Regions from separate parts of the Homo sapiens genome. Here region 1 is linked to region 2. The links are chromatin contacts, found by Hi-C in ENCODE. All regions are on one chromosome and are shown on one strand. Each heading gives the region's core, a stretch centred on a gene start or an enhancer-like site at or near the end of the contact. The rest is flanking DNA. Distances are from core to core; before and after follow the strand shown. Region 1 has its middle 18 kb from the start of LINC00272. Region 2 overlaps CACNA1E (calcium voltage-gated channel subunit alpha1 E).

Region 1 (4,331 bases), core at 1,603-4,102, 920 kb after region 2:
AGAGTAACTCACAATAAACCTTGGCAAAGGAGCACTAAAAGCTTAAAGAATAAAATAGATAAATAGATAAAAAAGAAAGAATAAAATAGATAAAACATGGACATGTGAAAATGTTGCCTTGGATAATGATAATATTTTTAGAAAATACTCTTACTAGCATTATTATTCTCAATTTTGACAGCCCCCTAGTGACTAAGTACAATTATCAGTCTTTTAAAATAGATGATGATTTCTGAGGTTCAGAGTAGCTATGTGACTTTCCAAGTTTATGTAGCGAGAAAAATTAGGAATTCAACTGGATGGCCCAACTTTGAAAGCCAATTTTTTCATTACAATGTGCTGCCAGCATGAATGCTTAGAGAGGAGAGGACAGGGCAATATTCGATGTCACACAAGAAGGAAATGTGAAAGGGTGCCCAGATTGACACTTTTGTGCATGGAATTAGGTGTTATCGTGGAATCATTGAGAATCCACATTCAGTTGCACTCCACTATCTTTTAAAAAATCATATATAAGAAACTTCAAGTATTCAAAATATAGAGAATGTTCAAAAAAGGACAGGCCAGGCACAGTGGTTCATGCCTGTAATCCCAGCACTTTGGGAGGCTGAGGCAGGCGGATCACCTGAGGTCAGGAATGGAGACCAGCCTGGCCAACATGGTGAAACTCCATCTCTACTAAATTAGCTGGGTGTGGTGGTGTGCACCTGTAATTGCAGCTACTGGGGAGGCTGAGGCAGGAGAATCGCTGAACCTGGGAGGCAGAGTTTGCAGTTTGCCAAGATCACACCACTGCATTCCAGCCTAGGCGACAGAGCAAGACTCTGTCTCAAAAAAAAAAAAAAAAAAAAAAAAGAACAAAAGATTACCCTTAAAAACTTCAGCTAGAATCAATGTTCTGAAGTCTTGGGTAGTGAATTATGCAAAGAGCCACTTTACTCAGAGCCAATTTACTTTCTTTAGACACAATGTTAACCAGTTTGCCTAACTGATTCATTCCCTACATAATAGGAGATTATAAGAAACATACTAATTGAAGAAGAAAATTCGCATTGACAGTGGAAAGAACGAGATAGCAGTCTGACAAGAGAATAAACTCTGACAAGCAGAACAAAATCCTAAAAGATCTTAACAGTTTGGGGCTAAGTGTAAATAATCACAGCACTCACCCTGTATCCTTCTCCCACCGCTCATGGTGCTCCTGTATGATGTGGGACAGGATAAGTAAGTGAGCCATAAACAATTAAAAGTTAAGTACATTCAAAATACTTTATCAAAGATGGCAGAGATGGCTCAACACACTTTAACAATATTAATGTCTAAAATGGTTTTAAGACTAAAAAACCAAAAACTATTTTCATTCCAGTTTCCTAAACAATTTGATGGCAGGTAAACTGAAGTTTCATTGTCACTAAAAAGTGATTCGTGTGCATAACGATTACTAAGCTCAGAGGACTAGCAAAAGCTTCAAATCTCAAAGTCATCATACCTCATTTTCTGGTATAATAAAGTAAATCAACAAAAACACAACTTTAAATCAACAAGATATTTCAAAAATAAATAAATATTGAGCAGAAATGGCTATTATGCCATCAAAGTATAAGTGGCACAGTATATTATATATGAAATTTTTTTTGAGACAGGGTCTTGTGCTATCAGCCAGGCTAGAGTGCAGTGGAACAATCACAGCTCACTGCAGCTGTGACTTCCCAGACTCAAGTGATGCTCCCACCTAAGTTGGTGGGACTACAGGCATGCACCACCACACCCAGCTAATTTTTTATTTTTTGTAGAGATGGGGTCTTGTCATGTTGCCCAGGCTAGTCTTGAACTCCTGGGCTGAAGCCATCCTCCTATCTTGGCTTCCCAAAGTGCTGGGAGTAAAGGTGTGAGCAATCACACCTGGCCTATGTATGATACTTTTTAAAAATTATTATTTTTTTCCTTTTTGAGACAGAGTCTCCCTCAGTCACCTAGGCTGGAGTGCAGTGCCACTATCTTGCCTCACTGCAACTTCCGCCTCCCAGGTTCAAGCGATTCTCCTGCCTCAGCCTCCCGCGTAGCTGGGGTTACAGGTGCCTGCCACCACGCCTGGCTAATTTTTGTATTTTTAGTAGAGATAGGTTTTTACCATGTTGGCCAGGCTGGTCTTGAACTCCTGACCTCAGGTGATCCGCCTGCCTTGACCACCCCAAAGTGCTGGGATTACAGGCATGAGCTACTGTGCCTGGCTAAAAAATTAATTTAGAAAAACTGGAAAACTGAAAAAGAAAAAGAAAGAAGGGATGAAAGTTCTTGTCCTGGGTCTACCAAAAGGGTGGCAAATAAGCCTTTGTGTTCCTGAAGTCTGGATCCTTCTAGTCACCCAGGAGAGAAGACAGTTTTTTTGTTTTGCTTTGTTTTTTGTTTTTTCCCTAAAATGCAAGCCCCTTCTGGTGGTACAGTACTCAAACTATTGAAGAAGGGTCAGGATGGACCTTTTGGGTTTTAGGAGATTAAAAAGCAAGCAACAGTCCACCCTGCAAGAAATCCCAGAGACTGGGAAGGGCACAAGACTGTGGGTTTGGCTGGCAGTAGATGCAATCACTCATTCTGAGCAAGACCTCAGAGGAAACAGCAAGAGCTGATGGGATCCAGTGGGTCAGAAGGCTCTGAGGCCCATGAAAGGAGCACTGGTGTTGGAGGTGGCTCAGGGTGAATGTGGTCGCTCAGAGAGCTGTCCTCCTAAAAAAGCCCCTGCTGGCTTGAGCAGGAACCAAGCTGTGGCAGCCCCTTTATTTCAGTGGGCTACAGCACTAGGGAGCTATGAAGTCAGTTCCCCATGGTAGATGAGGGTGAGAGGTGGAGGGTAAGAAGGGTGGGGACTTGTTACCATAGCAACGTCAAGAACACTATTCATGCCTCTCCCTTTTCTGAGAATGGTTGGCTATTCAACAGATTTTGAGACTGTATTAGCCGTGGGATTCTTAGAGAAAAGGGGAAATCGAGGTGGATGATGAAGGGTCCATTTCCTGACAGTCTTGGGGGCTAAAGCCAGTTTTTTCACTTCAGAAATGAGTGACATGGCCAGACACCATGGCTCACGCCTGTAATCTCAGCACTTTGGGTGGCTGAGCTTGGCCAACATGGTGAAACCCCATCTCCACCAAAAATACAAAAAATTAGCCAGGCATGGTGGCACACACCTGTAATCCCAGTTACTCAGGAGGCTGAGGCATGAGAATCACTTGAACTCGAGAGGCAGAGGTTACAGTGAGCCAAGATTGTGCCACTGCATTCCAGCCTTGGTGACAGAGTGAGACTCCACCTCAAAAAAAAAAAAAGTGAGTAACATTACTTCCGCTCAGAGAGTGTGAAAATGTTTATGTATAATTTTTACATCTGCATAGGCAGAAAATCAGGAAAAATAACTATGTACTCTCTTGCCTGATGTTCTCATAGCCAAGCTGTTGATTCTTATGACCATTCAAATGATGAGAGTTATTTTGATGCACCTGAGTCAACTTTCAGAATGACCCCAATAACTGCAAATTGTTGCTCTGGGTAATATGAAAGTTCTCACTTCTCTTGATGGGAAACTCAAGCAAGTTTCCTCTCGCAGTGGCATATTCAGGGCCCAGGCCTGATTTTCAATGTGGTGTGGCACAAGGCTGTTCTGGAACATCTTGGGCTGGGTAACTATTAATACTTGGCTAAAGCACCACAGTACCAAATCTTGTTGATGCAGGGGGACTGGTAAGACCACCTAGGAGGGACTTCATGTTCTCAGAGGCCTTAAAGTAGCAGACCCTCATCTGTTTCCCTCACCTGAGAAACTGGGCTGTCTTTTATGGGTGTGAGTCCATGGTGGAAATAATGCTAATGAGAGTGGGCAGGTACTCTTACTTATAATCTGAAAAGGGTTTAGCAGGCTAAACCTTACACTGAAAAGGGTTTAATGGGTGATTTGTCGTGCTCTAACCTTGACTTAAGTAGTTTGGATTTTCTGTACTTGGCTCTCTTATGTCTCTCCTTCCAAGGACAGGAGAAATGGAAATCCTTTTCAGGTGGCCCAGGACTCCATTCCAGTCCAGCAATGTTCTCTGATTTTTCCTGAGTATTAAAGGTTCCTGATGAGAATGGAGAGGAGGAGAGAGAGTCACACTAAGGACCCTCCTGTGGGAGGAACCTTAGCCTCCAGGAGCAGCTCTTTCCATATTGTAGAACACCCGCTCCCCACTACATGCTTACAATGGCTTGGCTGAACCATGCCCCAAGAAGAAACAAAGCACCCACCTGGATGTGAGAACTGCCCCAACTCAAATGCCCTTACTTTCTCTAGAAAACAGACT
Region 2 (4,073 bases), core at 587-3,086:
TATCCAGAGGGCAGGGTCCTGGGAGTCAGATGGGAGTTCTTTGGTCTAAAGTAATGAGAATTTGGACTTGCCTTCACAGCCAGCATTAAATGGGTAATGCTTAGGATCTTTTGCTTTGAGTAACTGAGTCCACTGACCTCCATGAGAGAGCAGCAGGATTGTATTGGCAAACAAAAGGCCTTTTGGGGAGTTCTCTGCCTCTTTGTTATGTTCTCAATATTGCTTTATTTGTCTTTCATTCATTAGGTTTTTAGGAGTAGGTGTGATGGCATTTCCATCTTCTTGACAGCAGGAGTGGGGAAGAGAGAGAGAGAGAGGGATTAAGAAGGAGAGAGGTGTGTGTCTGTTCAGGACTGCCTGTCAGATGGTGAATTTGAACAGAGGCAGCTGTTGTCATGGCGATGGCAGGTTGCATCCCACCACCATGGAAACCAAAGTTAAAAAACTGATGTTAAGGCTGGAAGTCACATGATACATTTTTGTTTTGTTTTGTTTTAAAAAAAGAAAAGGGGTTTGGTTTTTTAGTCTTTTTTTTTAAGATGAGGTTGGGTGGTGAGAAAAATTGCACAAGGAAAGCAATGAGATGATGACATGGGACAGTATGGAGTAGGCAGAGCCTTCTTTCATGTTTTTCTGCTTGTTGACAGTGCATGTCTCCTGCCGTGGTTAGAGAGGGGATGGGAGGGGTATGCAGGGTGGACTTCCAGGTTTGCAGCCAGAGTTGTACACTGCTAACTGTCACATGGAGAAACACAGGGGTTTAGCCCTCTTGCCCTTTGGAGGTGATGTGTGGTTCACCTTCTGTTGATCAGCCCAGAACAGACCCAGGAAACCTAAAAGTATGGACTACCCAAATAGGAAGATAGTCCATATATTGATAAATTTGGAAGGTTAACATTTATTTTCAGAGAATTGAAAAGTTCATCTATAGCTCCTCAGAATCTCCAGGAATAGTTCTGTCTGTTTATTCCCTTTTCTGGGCTGGTCTCTTTTGGGCTGCCATGTCCTGCCAGGGCAGCCATAGGAGTGAGTGCAAAGAAGTCCAGAAGGAGCCCTGGGCCAAGACTCCTTGCACCATAGCTTATCTCTTAACCTGGGCCCTCTCACCTGGGCAGGGTGGAGCGGCTTGCTGAGAGGCATTAGAAAGCCCTCTTGGCTCTCCATCTTTTTACCTCATACTGACTTCTACTTTATGCCATGATCTGGAGAAAATGTGAAACATCCCTCCAGGAAGGGAGCTGGACTGGCCAGGGCTGTTTTTGCTTGCTTGTTCTTTTTTTGTTTTGTTTTGTTTTTTGAGACAGAGTCTCACCCTGTCCCCCAGGCTGGAGTGCAGTGGTATGATCTCGGCTCACCACAACCTCCATCTCCTGGGTTCAAGCTATTCTCCTGCCTCAGCCTCCTAAGTAGCTGGGATTACAGGTGCCCACCACCATGTCTGGCTAATTTTTGTATTAATTGCAGAGACAGTGTTTCACCATGTTGGCCAGGCTGGTCTTGAACTCTTGACCTCAAGTGATTCACTCGCCTCGGCCTCCCAAAGTGCTGGGATTGCAGGCGTGAGCCACTGTGCCTGGCCAGGCCAGGCCTGTTTGAACAGGGCTGGTTTGAATTTTCCTTTTGTGTAGACAGGTTAGGAAGCAGAGATTTCTGTAAGAATGTCTGCTTCTAGGAAGGTGAGGAAGACCATGAGGGATGCAGACACACTGTTGAAGTGATGGTCATAACTATTGCTATGTCTGGGTTTTAGGCACAAGGTCTTATGTCTTCGGCATTACTCGTCCCTCCAGGACAGATGTATCTTTCTCAGTCGGCTCAGACGAGGGTCATATGATCTCACCAGCATGATCTCACTGCATTTCCATCAGGGTCTGTGGGAACTGGAGCCAGACTTCTGTGATGGTTCAACCCCTCCTGTTCTTAGCCCTGGCCTGGGGTGTGATTAATATCCCTTCTAATCACTGGGAGAGATTGCATCAGAGCCATCAGCTTCATAAATCCTCCTCTGGGGACTGGTGTTTGGATGCGCTTTCCATATTCTCAGGAGGTTCTGGGCCAAATGTCTTTGCTCTTTTCCTGGAGGCCCATTACCATAATTTTCTTTTAAATCCTTTATTGGAGTTGGTCTCCTCTGTGTCAGTCCATGGCTACAGCCAGCCAGCCCACTCCTGAGGGCTGGAGGCTGTAACCACCAACAGATGCTTTCCCCAAAGTATTGAGCCACAGTAGATGCTGAAAGATTGAGTTAGTAGGATACTGAAAGTAACTGTATTTGTGCAACACTTTACAGTTTTCAGAGGGAGTTCAGATTCCGGTATCATTTTAGGCTTCAGTCCTTTTGTATTTCTTGTTTGGTTCTGTGGGAATGGATGGTCATAACCCTTCATTGACTCTTGAGTACTGTGTTGGGACAGCTTTTGCAGTCGGAGGCCTGGCTCTGGTTTCCTTTACCAAGCTACATTTTTTCCATTGCATTCCAGGTCTTGAAGAAGATTCTGAAGTTACACGGAAGGCTTGGATAGCTGTATTTCATTCCTGTTCATATGTAAAATGTCTATTTGGTGTCATGCTAATAGGGAATCACAGACTAGTTAAGGCTCTTTCTCTGTTACTGTCTTTGAGTCAAAGTCCACTTATTAGGATGATATTTATGTGCACATGAAGAAGAGGTGGAAAGACATGCATGAAGGTGTCCATGCCATCCTCTGAGGCTGTTACATCTCTTGGATTTAGACATCCAAAAACATGAGACTGAAGGGAGAAAAGGAGACAGGTCTTCCTGTAGGGTCTGGGGTGAGGGGTGGAAATGGGTAAAGGAGGCTGAGGAATGCCTCCCCTCAGACTGTGGACTCTTCTATACCCCCCCAGGAGTTTCCAGGAAGTGCCTGAGTGCCCACCGACTGCTCCCCACAAAAGCATATTCTGCATTAGGCTGAAGTTGGGAGAGTGCACAGCATTCTATCTGCCTGCCTGTCAGAGCATGGCCTTCTTAGTGTTCGGATGTCATAGGCTCTGGGAGGAGACAGCTAAGTACAGAGGTCTTCAGGATGAGCCCCCTGGTGGTGATAGAGATGCATGTTTGCCTGGGGACACCCAATATTTACTGCCTGAGGCCTAAGTCCTTCCCAAGCATGTACCTACAGATCTGTACCTGAGAGGTGATGATGAGGAGGCTTTTCAGGCTCAGGCAGATGAAGAGCTCAGCTCCAGGCCAGGCCCCCAGGGCTCCGGTGACAGCAGAACCAGCATCACCACCCTTGCCCCAGCTTTCTGTGCTTCAAGAAGGAAATGAACAAATGGCAGGTGTGCAGGCCACGTCGTGCTGCTCAAATTAGCCATGTTGCTAAGGAAACAAGTCAACCATTCAAAGGAAGGAGCATTGGGTAAAGGAGATAAATCAATAAGTGAACCTATTTTTATCATTTCCCTAATGATTGTCTTGAAACTGCTAGACTAGAAAGAGAGTTGGAGCAACACAGGTCCTCATTAATGGGCTCAGAGGGAACGAGGAGTGAAGGGGTGTTTGAGGAGATTGCCAGTAAAGTTTATGAAATGAGGCCTCTAGTGAGCAGTGAGCTGGTACAGGAGGGAAGGCAGGAAGGAAGATGTCTTTTGCAAGTTTCAAAGTGGTTTCATGGTCATTTCCTCATTTTGGCCAGGTCCCTTCATTCTCTTGCATTTAATCCTCTCCGAAGTCTTTTTCTGATTTCTCTGGCCATCGCATTCCTCCTCACTCTCAGGTTGGGATGGGTTTTTGTGTTGATTTGTTCTTTTCAGGATACATATAGCTTTAATTGATTTTGTAGTGATAAATGAACACATGCTCATTTGAACACTCAGAAAATGGTTAGAGGAGTAAAGAAGAAAGTGAAAATAACCCTGCTACCGAGAGAAGACTCATCATCCTTCCAGCAAGACAGAATTTTTTCTTGTTCTCTCCCTTCTCTTTTTTTTTGTTTTTGTTTTTTTTGAGACGGAGTCTTGCTGTGTTGCCCAGGCTGGAATGCAGTCGCACGATCTCAGCTCACTGCAAGCTCTGCCTCCCAGGTTCACGCCATTCTCCTGCCTCAGCC

Evidence for each region. Hi-C counts contacts between places; a loop is a spot of excess contacts on that map. Pooled maps may share reads with other maps.
Region 1: a loop to region 2 is called in a pooled map, with 5 times the contacts of the local background. The contact joins two enhancer-like sites. A Hi-C loop is called at or near these places in 6 of 37 single-sample maps with no recorded cell type and 3 of 50 pooled maps.

What each region holds. Positions count from the first base shown.
Region 1 is chr1:182,423,684-182,428,014 of GRCh38, forward strand. No RefSeq gene overlaps it. Among named protein-coding and RNA genes, the nearest start is that of LINC00272, 18 kb to the left of the region's middle. Within about 2 kb of position 2,853, at least 2 of the 41 ENCODE cell types and tissues checked have a DNase peak (open chromatin) inside an H3K27ac peak, as active enhancers do.
Region 2 is chr1:181,501,420-181,505,492 of GRCh38, forward strand. All of the region lies in intron 1 of CACNA1E (calcium voltage-gated channel subunit alpha1 E), which reads left to right. Among named protein-coding and RNA genes, the nearest start is that of CACNA1E, 20 kb to the left of the region's middle. RefSeq lists enhancers at 3,306-3,425, 3,846-4,073. Within about 2 kb of position 1,837, at least 6 of the 41 ENCODE cell types and tissues checked have a DNase peak (open chromatin) inside an H3K27ac peak, as active enhancers do.